Regions from separate parts of the Homo sapiens genome. Here region 2 is linked to region 1. The links are chromatin loops, found by intact Hi-C in ENCODE. Cell type or tissue: heart left ventricle. All regions are shown on one strand. Links, peaks and the distances in the headings refer to the core of each region. The heading gives the core; the rest is flanking DNA. Region 1 holds the start of PCDH17 (protocadherin 17). Region 2 has its middle 730 kb from the start of LINC00374.

Region 1 (8,628 bases), core at 140-8,139:
GAATGATTCATGTTACACACTTGTATGTTAGTCATTCACAATTTATAAATGGCAACTTCAGTATTTATGAATTGCGATCAATACTCTAGCAATCAAACACTCACCTTTTCTATTTCAATACTTCAATTTTCTTTTTTGTTCTTAACTCTTTCTCAGAACGGCTGGATCACGAGCAAACCAGTCTCCAGTTGCAGATGTTTGTGATAATATTTAGGGAAAAAAACCTCTCTGAGATTAGTAAATGAAGTTGGAGAATAAATAGATGAATCAGAAGTCGGCCTGTGTATGTGTGCTTGTGTATGTGGTGTGTGGTGGTGGTGTGTGTGTGTGTGTATATATGTGTGTGTGTGTTATGGCTTACAAAACAGAAATCTTAGATCTCCTAATGATTGGCCTTCGTGTTTTATACTTTTGTTTTCATGGATCTTTAGCAAATGCGGTTATCAATGGCTATTTGATCTTAAGGAGAAAAAATCAAATTGCAATGTGACACTTTAATAACAAGAATGGAGGTGAACAAAACACCGAAACTAGTGTGTGTGTGTGTGTGTGTGTGTGTGTGTGTGTCGGGGGTTGGGGGGTGGGTATCCACTTTACCTTGAACCTGGGCTGAGATGGTGAGGAAGGATGACCAAAAGGGGTAGAACCTTAAGTAGTATTTAGCCGGATTTGAGTTTACAAAGCTTGTATTGACAGTGAGCCTTTCTCCTTAAAGGAGAGGCTCTATTTCTCTTAAGAGACATAGCCTCTCTTTCAACGGGAGTCTGCTTTTCTTCTGAAACACTTTCATAATTAAGTGACTTTCCTTGCATAGGTGCCTGAGGACAGCTGATTTTTCTCAGAGGATGAAGAAAGTTACATATTGATTGCTGTTGCTCGCGGCATGTTCGTACCAGCGCGGGCAGAAACGGGCTCACGAGCGCCCTCGAATTCACACACACTCACCGAAATACACATCTCAGCCCGTGGAAGCGCATTCACACACACCCACGTACACTCCTCCGCACCTCATTCAGATGGGTCCACGCGGAGTCAGGGCTGCGCTTCCCTTGGCATGGGCGTGTGTGCGGCGAGGGCGTGTGTGCGTGCGTGTGTGAGAGTGTGTGTAGAGAAACCCTTTAGGCAGACCGCAGCTACGTTATTCTGCAAGCATACTGCGATTCCCGATTCCGTGTATGTAGGACCACAAAAAAATTAAATCGCTGTTAAACTTTTTTTTGTAAATTCTCTTTTCCGAAGGAAGGCGCTGGAAGAGCTACTCCCGGTGGTTAAAGGCCCGGGAGACCTGGTGGCGAATCCTGGGGCGCGTCCGCTTTGGCGGAGCGCTGGGCTCCGCTAGCCGGACTGGTTCCCCATCTAACTGATCTAATCAATGACTCCGAAGAGCCGGGGCTCCTGGCCCCGCCCCCGCCATCCTCTTCTCCGCCTCCCATTGGACGCGGGCCGAGAAGGCAGGGCCTTGCTCCTCGCTCGGATTGGCTGACAGGGAATCAGTATCAATGTTTAAGCGGCGGCGTGAGGTGAATAGAGTCAGTCAGCAAGAGACGCTGGGGAGAGAGCAGGGATCGCGAGCCCGGCGGATGCGGCAGCGGCGGAAGGCGGCTGGGGAGACGCTACTCCAACTGTTGAATTGAATTTTCACCTTTCCTTTCATCCGCTGCTTTGCTTGCGGAGATGGATTTATTTGCTTTGAAATCCGCATATCTTTCTCAGACTGTGGGGTGATCCCGGCAGACACCAGACTGAAAGAGACCACCCGTGACAGAAAAGGAGGAATTAAAAAAAAAAAAAACCTCCACAACAGACTGCACAATTAACTGTACACATCGATGTTGGACTTTGTGAATAGAAAAAATTGAGAGGAAAATCTTGAACTATGATGCGAGGCTAAGCTGGGAACAATTACTGGAAACCTGATTTTGTTTTTCCTTTTCCAAGACTCTGAAAAATTTCGGGGTACCTCTCGCCTAACCAAGAGGAAAGGTTTAAAAAAAATAAACAAAATAAATAAACCAATACACCTAGCAAAGCAGACGCCTTGTTTTCCAGAACCTCGGACTCCGGCAGAAAGAGGTAGAGTAAAAGTGCTGCTAGATTCAGCTTCACCTTCTTCCCTCCATCCTTTTCTCTTGCATTTTCTTTTTCCCCAAAAACATGAATCTGGTTTTTCTTTCTATAGACTGAGTCAGAGAAAGCGTTAGGAAGAAGCCGCAACTAATGTCTGTGAAGGGAGGACCATGAGGCGAGAGTGAATACGATTCGTTCCGCTGCTTCTGACTCATCCGGCAGATCGGAACACCTGCATTTCTGGATGTGTCATTCCCGTATGTCGAGGCGCCTCCAGAACCCGAAATAATGTGTAGACAGACCTGTGTCTAACATCCCCTCGGAGGGAGCTCCCCGGGGTAGGAGCCCCTGGCTGGACCGCCGCGGCCGCAGCTCTGCACCCCCTGCCCTCCCTGAGTCGCCCAGAAAAACTGAAAGAGAGACTGCAGAATGCATCACGCCAAACCTTGATGTGTTGCTTTCATCCAGCCCACTCCTCCTACTATAAGAGAAAATTGAAGGAAAAAAAAAAACACGTACTTTATTTGCTTCAAATATTCATCACTTTTATTCCTCGCCAAGGTTTTCTTTTCTAGATGAAGAGGACTGGGAGGCAGGGCTATTGGAAGGAGATGCTGAATAGAAAGAAAAGAGGCACTTGACAGCCCAGCCCTGTGAATGCAGAGACTGTTTCCCTTCTAGCGAGAGACAGGGAGAGTGTGTGTGCAAGGACTGGGAGGGAGGCTCCCCCTTCCTTTTTATTCGGCCTCCCCCCTCCTCCTTTAAATGTGCACGTCCAACCATGAGTTGCCTGTTGATTTCCCTTCGCCTGGGAAGAAAAGCAAACTGGAATTAAACTGCTTGGAGAGAAGTCCTTGCTCGCGGGGAGAGGATGGGATGGTAGCGGAGGCTACTGGCTTGGCGTAGAGAAATCAGAGAGTGTGTTCTACGAACAGAGGCGAAGATTTATCTCTCTACTTCCCCCCTCCCAATAGACTCACACAGCAAATGCTGATCAGGCTGTGGCTTTCTTGATTTCGGGGGAGAGCCTTTTCCGAGGAAGAGAGGGAGGAGCCTGGTGGGGAGAGGAAACTACAAATCGGGACACTAGTTCTTTACGCTGCATTTCCTCCCCTCCCTTTGGCTGCTCGGAAAGGAGAGAGAGGAAAAAAAAAATACGCTTGGCTGGTAGATGCAGTCCGCCGCCGCCGCTGCCTCAGCCAGCAATGCAAGATTAGATCTCTAAATGCAGCAAAACACTGCCTGAAAACAGACCGGCCCGCGCAGCAAGCAGACATTTCACGGTGCGCTGGGGAAGCTTCAAAATATATCTGTGACTCTGTCTTCGTTGCTCTTCATCCCCATCAATTTCATCACGGGAGGCGAGCAGCAAGTAAGAATTTCACTTTCGGATCTGCCTAGAGACACACCTCCCTGCTCCCTCCCCCACTCGATGTGAAGAGTATTCCGGAGTCTCCGGGCGGGAGTAGATTTGCAGCACCCTAGCGGGAGCGAGGAAAACCTACTGATTCTTTAGCTCATTATCATCTCTCCCAGACGAGATTTCCTTCTTATCGCCTGCCTCATCGCTCAAGTTTGAGCCTCCCGAAGTCCGGGCGGGAGAGACGAAACCCCTGGCTCACCCCCAGCCGCAGGAAGCCACCGCCTTGCTCCAAGCCCCTGCAGCTCTGCTGCACCGCAGCTTCTCACCCAGTGCGGATGCTGTAGATCAACAGGTTCAGGGAACTTGAGCAGAATAAGGAGAGACCACCGGGTGCCGCAGCTCGGGTGCAGAGGGAAAAAAGGACCCATAGACTTGTGGCTCGCGTCGCGCGCGCACGCTGCGCCAGGGCCCCAGGCTGGCGCGCACTCCCTCTCTGGCTCCTCCAGTCCGATTGCTCCTGCCCCCACCTTACAGGTCTGGGATGTACCTTTCCATCTGTTGCTGCTTTCTTCTATGGGCCCCTGCCCTCACTCTCAAGAACCTCAACTACTCCGTGCCGGAGGAGCAAGGGGCCGGCACGGTGATCGGGAACATCGGCAGGGATGCTCGACTGCAGCCTGGGCTTCCGCCTGCAGAGCGCGGCGGCGGAGGGCGCAGCAAGTCGGGTAGCTACCGGGTGCTGGAGAACTCCGCACCGCACCTGCTGGACGTGGACGCAGACAGCGGGCTCCTCTACACCAAGCAGCGCATCGACCGCGAGTCCCTGTGCCGCCACAATGCCAAGTGCCAGCTGTCCCTCGAGGTGTTCGCCAACGACAAGGAGATCTGCATGATCAAGGTAGAGATCCAGGACATCAACGACAACGCGCCCTCCTTCTCCTCGGACCAGATCGAAATGGACATCTCGGAGAACGCTGCTCCGGGCACCCGCTTCCCCCTCACCAGCGCACATGACCCCGACGCCGGCGAGAATGGGCTCCGCACCTACCTGCTCACGCGCGACGATCACGGCCTCTTTGGACTGGACGTTAAGTCCCGCGGCGACGGCACCAAGTTCCCAGAACTGGTCATCCAGAAGGCTCTGGACCGCGAGCAACAGAATCACCATACGCTCGTGCTGACTGCCCTGGACGGTGGCGAGCCTCCACGTTCCGCCACCGTACAGATCAACGTGAAGGTGATTGACTCCAACGACAACAGCCCGGTCTTCGAGGCGCCATCCTACTTGGTGGAACTGCCCGAGAACGCTCCGCTGGGTACAGTGGTCATCGATCTGAACGCCACCGACGCCGATGAAGGTCCCAATGGTGAAGTGCTCTACTCTTTCAGCAGCTACGTGCCTGACCGCGTGCGGGAGCTCTTCTCCATCGACCCCAAGACCGGCCTAATCCGTGTGAAGGGCAATCTGGACTATGAGGAAAACGGGATGCTGGAGATTGACGTGCAGGCCCGAGACCTGGGGCCTAACCCTATCCCAGCCCACTGCAAAGTCACGGTCAAGCTCATCGACCGCAACGACAATGCGCCGTCCATCGGTTTCGTCTCCGTGCGCCAGGGGGCGCTGAGCGAGGCCGCCCCTCCCGGCACCGTCATCGCCCTGGTGCGGGTCACTGACCGGGACTCTGGCAAGAACGGACAGCTGCAGTGTCGGGTCCTAGGCGGAGGAGGGACGGGCGGCGGCGGGGGCCTGGGCGGGCCCGGGGGTTCCGTCCCCTTCAAGCTTGAGGAGAACTACGACAACTTCTACACGGTGGTGACTGACCGCCCGCTGGACCGCGAGACACAAGACGAGTACAACGTGACCATCGTGGCGCGGGACGGGGGCTCTCCTCCCCTCAACTCCACCAAGTCGTTCGCGATCAAGATTCTAGACGAGAACGACAACCCGCCTCGGTTCACCAAAGGGCTCTACGTGCTTCAGGTGCACGAGAACAACATCCCGGGAGAGTACCTGGGCTCTGTGCTCGCCCAGGATCCCGACCTGGGCCAGAACGGCACCGTATCCTACTCTATCCTGCCCTCGCACATCGGCGACGTGTCTATCTACACCTATGTGTCTGTGAATCCCACGAACGGGGCCATCTACGCCCTGCGCTCCTTTAACTTCGAGCAGACCAAGGCTTTTGAGTTCAAGGTGCTTGCTAAGGACTCGGGGGCGCCCGCGCACTTGGAGAGCAACGCCACGGTGAGGGTGACAGTGCTAGACGTGAATGACAACGCGCCAGTGATCGTGCTCCCCACGCTGCAGAACGACACCGCGGAGCTGCAGGTGCCGCGCAACGCTGGCCTGGGCTATCTGGTGAGCACTGTGCGCGCCCTAGACAGCGACTTCGGCGAGAGCGGGCGTCTCACCTACGAGATCGTGGACGGCAACGACGACCACCTGTTTGAGATCGACCCGTCCAGCGGCGAGATCCGCACGCTGCACCCTTTCTGGGAGGACGTGACGCCCGTGGTGGAGCTGGTGGTGAAGGTGACCGACCACGGCAAGCCTACCCTGTCCGCAGTGGCCAAGCTCATCATCCGCTCGGTGAGCGGATCCCTTCCCGAGGGGGTACCACGGGTGAATGGCGAGCAGCACCACTGGGACATGTCGCTGCCGCTCATCGTGACTCTGAGCACTATCTCCATCATCCTCCTAGCGGCCATGATCACCATCGCCGTCAAGTGCAAGCGCGAGAACAAGGAGATCCGCACTTACAACTGCCGCATCGCCGAGTACAGCCACCCGCAGCTGGGTGGGGGCAAGGGCAAGAAGAAGAAGATCAACAAAAATGATATCATGCTGGTGCAGAGCGAAGTGGAGGAGAGGAACGCCATGAACGTCATGAACGTGGTGAGCAGCCCCTCCCTGGCCACCTCCCCCATGTACTTCGACTACCAGACCCGCCTGCCCCTCAGCTCGCCCCGGTCGGAGGTGATGTATCTCAAACCGGCCTCCAACAACCTGACTGTCCCTCAGGGGCACGCGGGCTGCCACACCAGCTTCACCGGACAAGGGACTAATGCAAGCGAGACCCCTGCCACTCGGATGTCCATAATTCAGGTAGGAGACTTTTAGCATAACTGGGAGTTCACTTTATTGCTGGTTTTGGAGCTGTCCTGAAACCTTTGGAACAGGGCAAGCCACTCTGCCAGCAGCAGTGAGGGGGAAAAATAATTAAATGAAAACGGTTTACACTTTTGACACTGTGTATACATCATATTCTACATATAACCCCTCCCATGTAAATAGTCTAAACTCTACCAAACGTAAATATCTTACTGTTTCATTTTAAAATTTATTTTTATAGGTTTAAAAATGTTAGCAGTGTTCAATAATAATAGCTTATTTTACTTACTTTTATTTGTTGGTTTACATTTCTTTTCATAAAAAGGAATTCCCAGAGCAGAAAAAAATGTTTTAGTTAATTGTCTTGAAAATATTTTTATTCTGTTTTTTTAAATGATGCCAAAAATGAAAGGAACTTATACCCAACTATTAAGAAGTTAACTTCTTTAAGTACAGAATAACAACCAGTCAGAATTTCAGAGTTCATTCAATTTGAACTAACTTTTCATCCTTAAAAAGTCAGCTTTATATTTTAAAGGTGCTTTAAAGAACATGAATCTCACTTATTCTTCATCATTACATTATGGTAAAACTGCAGCATAATGCATTAATACAGCTTAAGCTTTTCAAATGTGAGTTATACTCTGAAGCACTTTGAAAAGTTTGAATACATGCAGGCTCTGCATAATGACTAGTAACTATCTATGAAAAGTTTGTATTTGTTTTGTCCTGTGGTTACCGTGATCTGTTTCTTGGAGTCACTGAGGAATGAAAGGAATACAGCAGAGGACCAGAGGCTCATTTTGCGCTACTGAAAAAAGGAGGCAAAGTTACACTGAAGGCACTTGATGTGCCAAAATGAATTCATGATGCATTTAGTTTGCATAGTGTGTATATTAAGTATATCTAAGTGATATTTAATATATATAAGATAGTATGCTTCAAAGTTATTGATAATACCACAAAACTAAATGACTGACCCAGCTTGGACATAGATTCTAACAGCAGCAGGTGACTATACCATGTCTAGTCATTGTCTTGTTTCTTTTACCTACTATTGAGTTGTGTCACAGAAAAACTTCATTCTTGCTTATTATAATTGTATGTTGCAACAAATTACTCTGGATGAGCAGTATGTGGAATTCAAAATTGAGCTTAACTGAAAGTGACACCGCAAGAGGAAGATTAGTTTGGGGCAAGTGGAAATAATTTGTTCATAATGTTATGCTTTGAAAAGCAAATAACTTTTGATGACACTGGACTCAATAATGTTTTTATTGTTAAAATGGAGCAGTAATATTTCATAATCTTATTCTTTCTAACATAATAAGTATACCAAATACTAATACTTAGCAAAATATATTTTCCTATAATAGTATAATGTCCTTGTAAAACAATCTCACACTTGACACTACTAAATATTAAAATATCAATTGTAGTATTAAATCTCACTTCTAATAGTGTTTACTATACATCAGTAATCATAATTTTTTAAGGTCTATATAAAACTGAAAAAGAAATTCTCCACTTTAAAAAAATGTGGTTTCTATGAAAGTATTTCTGTGACTGTGTAAAACTGGTATTTATGATAATCAATACGTATTTAGAAGGAAATATTAAAACACATATTTAAAGATTTGCTACAGTCATTTTATAAATACACATATGTTAAATACCTTTCTTATATTTTTACCATTGAGAATTACAAAGATGTCACAGAGGGTTAATGCTTAGTCTTCCATTTAAAGTGCTGTGAGTTGAATTTTCATTTAGTTTCCAGTAAAAATGAAGGTGGTGCAGAATTTTCAACAAGCCTGATTCCTTTGTTAGACTAGTGGGGAACAATCTTGGATTGAAATATCCAGAGATTTTGAGAGATAGTGATACCTGTAGTATATTGCACCATGCTGTTCTTGAAGGTGGTCATTGCTTAAGGAGGAATAGGATAATGATTCCTCTCATTGACAGTAAAACTCAAGCCAAAGCAAATACACACGTGCGCACACACACACAGAATGTAAAGAGAAAACTTTTTTTAACATTCTGTTTCTTCTAGATTCTTAATTCATGCCATAAAGACACAAAC
Region 2 (8,628 bases), core at 399-8,398, 1.3 Mb after region 1:
TGGTCTTATAATAAAATTGGGAAAATGCTGATATACAATATTAAAATATACATCATACTGTGTCCAGAATTGGTGGGTTCTTGGTCTCACTGACTTCAAGAATGAAGCCGCGGACCCTCACGGTGAGTGTTAGAGCTCTTAAGGTGGCGTGTCTGGAGTTTGTTCCTTCTGATGTTTGGATGTGTTTGGAGTTTCTTCCTTCTGGTGGGTTCGTGGTCTCGCTGGCTCATGAGTGAAGCTGCCGACCTTCCCAGTGAGTGTTACAGCTCTTAAGGCAGTGCGTCTGGAGTTGTTCGTTCCTCCCGGTGGGCTCGTGGTCTCGCTGGCTTCAGGAGTGAAGCTGCGGGCCTTCGCGGTGAGTGTTACAGCTCATAAAAGCAGCGTGGCCCCAAAGAGTGAGCAGTAGCAAGATTTATTGCAAAGAGCAAAAGAACAAAGCTTCCACAGTGTGGAAGGGGACCGGAGCGGGTTGCCACTGCTGGCTCGGGCAGCCTGCTTTTATTCTCTTATCTGTTCCCACCCACATCCTCCTGATTGCTAGAGCCCAGTGGTCTGTTTTGACAGGGCGCTGATTGGTGCCTTTACAATCCCTGAGCTAGACACAAAGGTTCTCCTCCTCCCCACCAGATTAGCTAGATACAGCGTGTCCACACAAAGGTTCTCCAAGGCCCCACCAGAGTAGCTAGATACAGTGTGGATTGGTGCATTCACAAACCCTGAGCTAGACATAAAGGTTCTCCAAGGTCCCACCAGAGTAGCTAGATACAGAGTGTCGATTGGTGCATTCACAAACCCTGAGCTACACACAGGGTGCTGATTGGTGTATTTACAATCCCTGAGCTAGACATAAAGGTTCTCCAAGGTACCCACGAGACTCAGGAGCCCAGCTGGCTTCACCCAGTGGATCCCGTACCGGGGCTGCAGGTGGAGCTGCCTGCCAGTCCCAGGCCATGCGCCCGCACTCCTCAGCCCTTGGGTGGTCGATGGGACTGGGCGCTGTGGAGCAGGCGGTGGCGCTTGTCGGGGAGGCTCTGGCCGCACAGGAGCCCATGGAGTGGGTGGGAGGCTCAGGCATGGCGGGCTGCAGGTCCCGAGCCCTGCCCCGTGGGAAGGCAGCTAAGACCCGGTGAGAAATCGAGAGCAGCGCCGATGGGCTGGCACTGTTGGGGGACCCAGTACACCCTCCGCAGCCGCTGGCCCAGGTGCTAAGCCCCTCATTGCCTGGGTCCGGCAGGGCTGGCCGGCTGCTCCCAGTGCAGGGCCCGCCAAGCCCACGCCCACCCAGAACTCCAGCTGGCCCGCAAGCGCCCAGCACAGCCCCAGTTCCCACTCGCGCCTCTCCTTCCACACCTCCCTGCAAGCTGAGGGAGCCGGCTCTGGCCTTGGCCAGCCCAGAAAGGGGCTCCTATAGTGCAGCGGTGGGCTGAAGGGCTCCTCAAGTGCTGCCAAAGTGGGAGCCCAGGCAGAGGAGGTGCCGAGAGCGAGCGAGGGCTCTGAGGACTGCCAGCACAGTCACCTCTCAGTATGACACTGAAGAAGGAAGCTTTGATTTTTGTTTGATAAAGAAGCACACATTTCTCTCAGAGTAACTTAAGTTCTCCTCAGCAAATGCACATTCATGCAGTACACCCATAGAACAAAGAGAAAATAAGACTGTATTAATCCTTAGTAATTGGAATAGTGATTTGGGAATTAAACCACCTTCATTCTGTTCACTAATTCTTTATGTAACCATAGTCTGGGAGCTAACTTTCTGCTCACCTTAACATCTATATCAGTAGTATGACAATAATACTTCTTATATTAATACAGCATCCTGCCATGCCATTAAATAGAGCTCAAGCCTAATTTTGAAGGCCTAAAACAAAAAAACACGTACTATATGTGAATTGATACCTGGCCCCACGTTAAAACAAAACTAAGCTTTCATAAAAGCATTTTTCTCTGCCAGGCCCTTTATAACTATGTTTAAACATGCAATATCTTTTCTAATTGTTTTTCTTTACTTCTGTACTTCTACATTGATGATAAAAATGAACTTCAGAGACACGTTAAGAATGATTCCCGGCTCCTGTAATCCCCAGCTACTCGAGAGGCTGAGGCAGGAGAATGGCATGAATCCAGGAGGCGGAGCTTGCAGTGAGCCGAGATCGAGCCACTGCACTCCAGCCTGGGCGACAGAGCGAGACTCCGTCTCAAAAAAAAAAAAAAAAAAGATAATCATTCCCATATAGATTTTGCACTGTAAAATAAATGTCTAATTACAATGGGAGTATTTGTAAGTGATTTATCCAAGTGGAAGGAAAACATAACAGATTCTGTCTGTCCTGCCATTGAAAGTTCTTCTGAACATGGGCAATTGCTAATTGTATGCTCAAGACAACAACAAAATAATTAAGACAGAACAGGCTCCCTTCAAACTAGGAAGTGATGAGTTTCATACCAATAAAACATACACACTTCACAGTTTATTAAATTATTCACGTGACAAATCCAAACAATATGAATATTAGATAATATTTTAGTTAGAATAGGACTTACTTAAGCATGTGGGATTAGTATACTTTGTTCAATGTTATATATAATTATACTATAAAAGGTATAATTTAACCCAATATTTAAGTAAACTAATCTTAGGATTTTCATTTTAGAGCATAGAAATGCCCTAGAAATGAGGTTAAATCTAACCAAAGTCGCACCATTTATTACTTTGGGTTACCATATCACTAACCAACTTAGAAATTAGACTAAGGACAAATTTTCCCTAAATAGTTAAAGAAAATAAATTATGTTAAAGTATATATTCAAAATGACTGTAACTTCAAAGCACACAAACTTAAATAGGTATAGAGATAAATATGGAAAGAAACAGGCTAATTCACGTGTGTTCTGTACTCGCTAAATGTCTTTATAATATTCTTTCTATCTATATGAATGCAAGTACATCAAATTTTCACAGAATTTTACCAATGAATAAATTGCATACTTTTTAATATGCACAAAATTGCATGCTTTTTAGGATGAAATAGTAGAGATATTAAACAAAAATGACTACCTGTTGCATATGTCACTAATAAAGTTCTCAAAAACCAAAGTTGAGATTTAAGAGTTCTGTGCTCCTTGTTCTGCCACAGATTGCCAGAGCATTCTATTCTTTAGATAATATATTAATTGTATTGTATAATTATACCATGTGAGGCTAATTATTTGATGAGCAATCATGAATGCAAACAGAAATAATCCAAAACTTCCCACCAAACACCTTTTCAATTAAAATATGTCATTACAAAGCTCAATATCCATTTCAGGTCTCTCTTCACTATGAATTTCCAAATAGCTTAATAGCTGATCTTATTTAAAAATGCTTTATACTTTTCATTTATTCCTTGACAAATGTATATCTGAAATTCTAAATCTCGTCATTATAAATGTATGATTCTCAAGCTGGATAAAACATAGTCAGAATTTATTCCAAAGATGCTGCTAATAAACAACAGCGAGAATTATTAGATACCACACTATGTACTTAGCTCAGAGAACTAAGTCGTAATTACATTCATGATTTGTATTATGTGCATAAAATATAGATATATGGGTAATAATATATGTATATATTTTTAAAAAATCAATTTATATTGAATTTCACAGAGAACAAATGATTCAAGATTTAAGAGAGTGTATGACATAAGTATAATTCTATATTTGTAAAAAGTCTGATAGCACGCTAGAAGTAGAAAAGATTTTCTCTAGCAGGTTTTGCATCGTGCTATATAAAAAAGATATATATTTTCTCTTTTTTTGCTTTTAATTATTTTGTTTTTTTGAAAAAAAAATGGACCCCTCCCTATATGCACACTACTTCTTACATAGCCAAGACTTCCCTCTTGTGGCTGGTTGATGTTAATATATACTTCTTTATTTTTTTAAGTGACCACTTTTTAAAATTGTTTCAGCAAGGAAACTGAAAAGACAAAAGTGCATAGCTTAAGATATGTGAAGTCAAAGATAAATACAATATAAGTTGAGTAAGCTTATCAGATTCTCTGAAATATTCTAGATTTTTAATTTTTCCAGTTAAATTTTCAATATTCTTTCTAACACTTCCTTTAATACCTTTGCCTTCCTGAGTATTAATATCCTACTTCTGCTCCTGACTTAAATTTCTAGGAATGTCACTTTAATCAAAAACTATTAAATAGCTTTTGAAATTAAGGACGTTCTATGTCATTTAGACTGTGTTTCTCTGTCCAAATTTAAGTAGATCAAAAAAATGGAAAACAAAGTAATTTTTATTAACATTGCTTAAAAAAAAAAAAGCCCTGACTTTCTTGAAATTTAGAATTTACCAGGTAAGAATGTGAGCTGAGAAGAAAGACTTTAACTTTTAAGTCACTACCATCTTGAGTTAGAATAAAAACTTCACTTGTACATGGAAAATTGGTAAAATTTAGAAACACTAAGGGGAAATAAAGAGAAATGGAGAAACTACTTCAGGTGTCTTGCTTTACAATTCGTGTATCAGTTAATACTCATAAAACCCTGAGATTATGCTGCTAACTTCCTTCTTGTAGATGAAGAAATTGCTGTTTTGATAATTTTCATGAATAAGCCCCAGCCTGGAACACTAAACTTTTCGCCATCAGTTGCTATATTAGTTTTGCTAAAAAATTTTCCCTTTTTTTTTTGCCTGTGCTTTTTCTATCTAAGCATCATTCTCAACATTAGTAATATTGAAATAAAGAGGTTAAATGGTTTGGTCAAAATTACAGAAAAAAATTATGGCCCATTTAGGAAAATAAACCACACAGATTCTTTACCTCAAAGGGAAAATATTAAGGATATATTTTCCTTTATGACAATAGGCTTTACCCCATTCTAGCTGAGATGACTATTCCTTGGATGTTGTGAAAAAGCACCTATCCAGAGTGAAGTAAAAATAGCAGAGGTGCAACAGACTTGCTTAGCATGAGATTCAAAAGTAGTCTGTTTTATGATAAAAGGAACTCCAAAATATTTTTTAGAATAAAATTGCAAGAACTAGAGGTAACATATTTAAACATTTCTATAAAACTAAAGCTTAGAGATGAACTCAATCCAGGAAAAAGCCATCTGAATTATTAAACAGCTTGTCAGCATTTGCTATTTCAGGGAGGAAAGCTAGTTGTTATGCCTCCTTTTTGATGAGGTTTAGAGAAAAAAAAATTACCTTAATGGCACAATATAATTGAGGCAACAATTCACATACCATCGCCTGTCATATATGATGAATTCCAAAATATGATTGCCACACTTTAGAAGACTCATTCTTCTGAAAATTGTAAAGCAAAAAAGGGAAGATTTGAAAACATGTAATATAAAAATTAAATTATTCTTCTGAGAATGAAAGTGTCCTATAGGAATTAGTATGTTAAACAAGAAAACTGCTTTATAATCACCTAGAAAGTTGTAATACATTATCATTGATTGTTCTTGAGTTTATTTTCTTTGCAGCAATCTGTTTCCAGTGATCCATAATTAAAGCCATTCTAGGCATGAATAAATACGTAAGAAGGGTTGAAATCTGACATTATTTAAAATATTATTTTCCCCTCTATTTTAATGAACAAGAAGTGATCTCAGAAATATTTGCTCGCTAATGCTGGCAGAGATTTAAAGTTAACAGTGAACATGAAACTTCCTTTACATTGCTAGGGCAAACTATCTTAGAGGTTTTTGTTCTTCAGAGCTGAACACGCTTTTTGAGTTTCAAATTGTTTGAGTTATCTTTAATTCCATTAGAAATAAAGCATGAGACAGTAAAAACTGCTCTATCTGAGAAATATCATCTTTCTTAATTCAGTGTCATGGGGAATCTTTCAGAGGAATATCAAGGGTTGTCAAATACTGCTAAACCAATGGGCCATATTAGATTTAAACCATGATGCATACTTCTGTTGAAAGCAGTATTATATTAGTAGAGCATACAATAGACTTGAATACAGAAGACAAATCTGGCCATGTATTTGTCATAAGGTATGCACTCATAAGTTCTCTATTATTTCAATTGTCATAAAGTAACAAATGCATCTTACTGAACTCTTTTTTGTTAAAAAGGAAAAGATAGATACGTAATGCACCCTATGTTAACAAAGATACTTTAACAAAATAGGTCATGTCTACAGGGTTTAACTAGACATTAGACCATGAAATACTTGAGTTCTTACCATTACAACAGTGACAAATTGGTGATTTCAAATCTCAGTTAGCAATTCTGTAGTGAGGTGAAAAGTTCATTGTTTCTTGGTTTTTTGTTTTGTTTTGTTTTGGTCATACTTGGCAACCATGTTTCAAGGAATAACCTATTTCTTCCTCATATAGTTTTGGCTACTTAGATTATCCCCTGAGTCATGTTTTTGGTAATTAAGCCTCCATATACTTGTAAAAAATAATGAATCCATTCTGCACTCAGTAGCTTAATTCATTTTTTGAAAGAAACGATAGAAACAGTTTTAGAAAAAAATGCCACATCAAAAAGTGGAAAATTGTAGTGGACAAACTAAGAAACCAACAGTCAAGAGCATAAATCCAAAAAGCATGGCATAAATCAACTTTGAGAAAATATTAATAATACAGGAATTTTATATAATGTGTCATATTTTCTAAATATTCAATTTTAATATTCAATATTCAATTTTATTCTATTTTTCATAACTCTTTAAGCTAAGAGATATCCATTTTTTAAAAAATTAAAACCTTGTTAATTGTTGTAAGCTTAAGCACAGTAGGGGCAATGAAATTAAAATTCTAGATTGATGGGTTTGCATTTTATTTCATTTTATTTTTATTTTTATTTTTGGTAGAGACCGGGTTTTCACCATGTTGACCAGGCTGGTCTCGAACTCCTGGCCTCAAGCTGTGTGCTCACCTCAGCCTCCCAAAGTGCTGGGATTACAGGCATGAGCCAAAGTGCCTGCCCAGTGGGTTTGCATTTAAAAAGAAACAAAAACTCTGAAATCTACTATGAGTTCCTGAGCAAGTGTATGACATCATTTTTTTAAACAATCTTAGCAACACTGTATTCTTACTTTGATATATAAAATGATGTTGAAGAAATTGAAAATGCTCATTCTGAAGAAAAAAACTTTAAGAACATAAATTTGGAAGGACCGTGTTGTAAAATAGATTTATTCCTTTTTTTTCCCAAATGGCAGAATAATAATCATTAGGAATTTGTCACAAGGGAGCTTATGTAGGCTTCAATGTCTGATAATTTGTGTCCTAGAGAGGGGAGTTTCCCATTACTGTGAAGCCTAATTATGTAGGAAGTAGCAGGAATTTTCAAACTAGAGTTCTGGAGTCAGAGTCTCAGGTTCAGATCCCAGTTCTACCACTGAGATTGAGCACTGTGGATAACAAAAGTACCTACATTGTTAGGTTGTTGAGGAATAAATAAGACTTAAGAAAACACTTAGCTCAGGAACTTTACACATATAGCGTAAGAGATCAGTAGGCCAGGTGCAGTGGCTCATGCCTGTAATCCCAGCACTTTGGGAGGCCGAGGCGGGTGGATCATCTGAGGTCAGGAGTTCGAGACTAGCCTGACCAACATGGTGAAACCCCGTCTCTACCAAAAATACAAAAATTAGCCGGGCGTGGTGGCACACATCTGTAATCCCAGCTACTCGGCAGGCTGAGACAGGAGAATCTCTTGAACCCGGGAGGCAGAGGTTGCAGTGAGCTGAGATCGTGCCATTGCACTCCAGCCTGGGCCACAAGAGTGAAACTCTGTCTCGAATTCAAAAAAAAAAAAAAAAAGAGAGAGAGAGATCAGTAAATTTTAATTATTATTATTTCCCCCACATACAAGCTTCCTTCTGCCTAGAAGGCACTGACAAACTGCTAGGCATTAAACAATGAGGTATCACCTAAAGTATAAAGTTAAATAAGATGGTTCGTGCTTTTGAGAAGTTTATTGTTCTCAAATTAAATAAAATGTGAAATCATTTTAACATGACCTGCTATGTGCTAACCAGAGACTGCGAAAACAGAGGAGGCAGACACTGGGCTCACCTGAATTTCTAAGCAGGCTTGCTCTGCAGCTGCTAGGATGCCCTCCAAAGGATTCATGGCTCATAGTTGCTTTCTTTCTGTGTGCCCTAGATTTTGATCAGAACTGCGTAATTCCAAATTATTTAGGTGACGATTTCTACAGATGGCTAATCTCATCATTATCTTTTGCTTCATATGAGTGTCACTGTTAGAAGTAGCCTTGTGCTCAGTAATGACTTTACATTTTCTGCATAGAAAGCTCTAGAAATGAGGTCGGAAGTTAGGACTAGAACATTTATCTGAAAGCTGTGTTTCTGTGGCAAGTACATCCATTGTCTTTTTTATTAGGATGGGTTTGGGAGAAGTAACAGGGATAATGGGAATCCAACACCCCACAAGCCATTCCTTGATACCTCCACTGCTGAGTTTATAATAAAAAACAGAACTTAATCATTTTTAGTATTTCTCAAAATGTCATTTTATTCAAACCTGAGATTTAAAAAAAAACCCTGTAATTTTGAGAAACTACCTTTCTTTCACTATAGTGCATGCAGTTTGTCTTCAACATGATAAAGCATTTCTTCCGTTTCAAGAACCTTC

What was found. Peaks named below come from ENCODE experiments on the same cell type or tissue, not always from the same donor. Only the 100,000 strongest peaks of a DNase experiment are listed, where the experiment ranks them.
Region 2: a loop joins it to region 1, with 6 times the contacts of the local background. A loop is called at or near these places in 13 of 110 quality-filtered maps.

Annotation. Positions count from the first base shown.
Region 1 is chr13:57,628,576-57,637,203 of GRCh38, forward strand. PCDH17 (protocadherin 17) reads left to right here and starts at 3,169. Exons shown (of 4, transcript NM_001040429.3): 1 at 3,169-6,536. The coding sequence starts at 3,972. RefSeq lists enhancers at 1,132-1,717, 3,676-4,355. In heart left ventricle, for the core only: CTCF peaks have their summits at 5,033 (motif pointing right) and 6,123; DNase peaks (open chromatin) are centred at 1,446, 3,756, 5,056, 6,396 and 3 weaker places; H3K4me3 peaks cover 7,494 bases; H3K27ac peaks cover 4,731 bases; H3K27me3 peaks cover 3,153 bases.
Region 2 is chr13:58,957,224-58,965,851 of GRCh38, forward strand. No RefSeq gene overlaps it. Among named protein-coding and RNA genes, the nearest start is that of LINC00374, 730 kb to the left of the region's middle. In heart left ventricle, for the core only: a CTCF peak has its summit at 3,889 (motif pointing left); no DNase peak of the experiment used is centred there.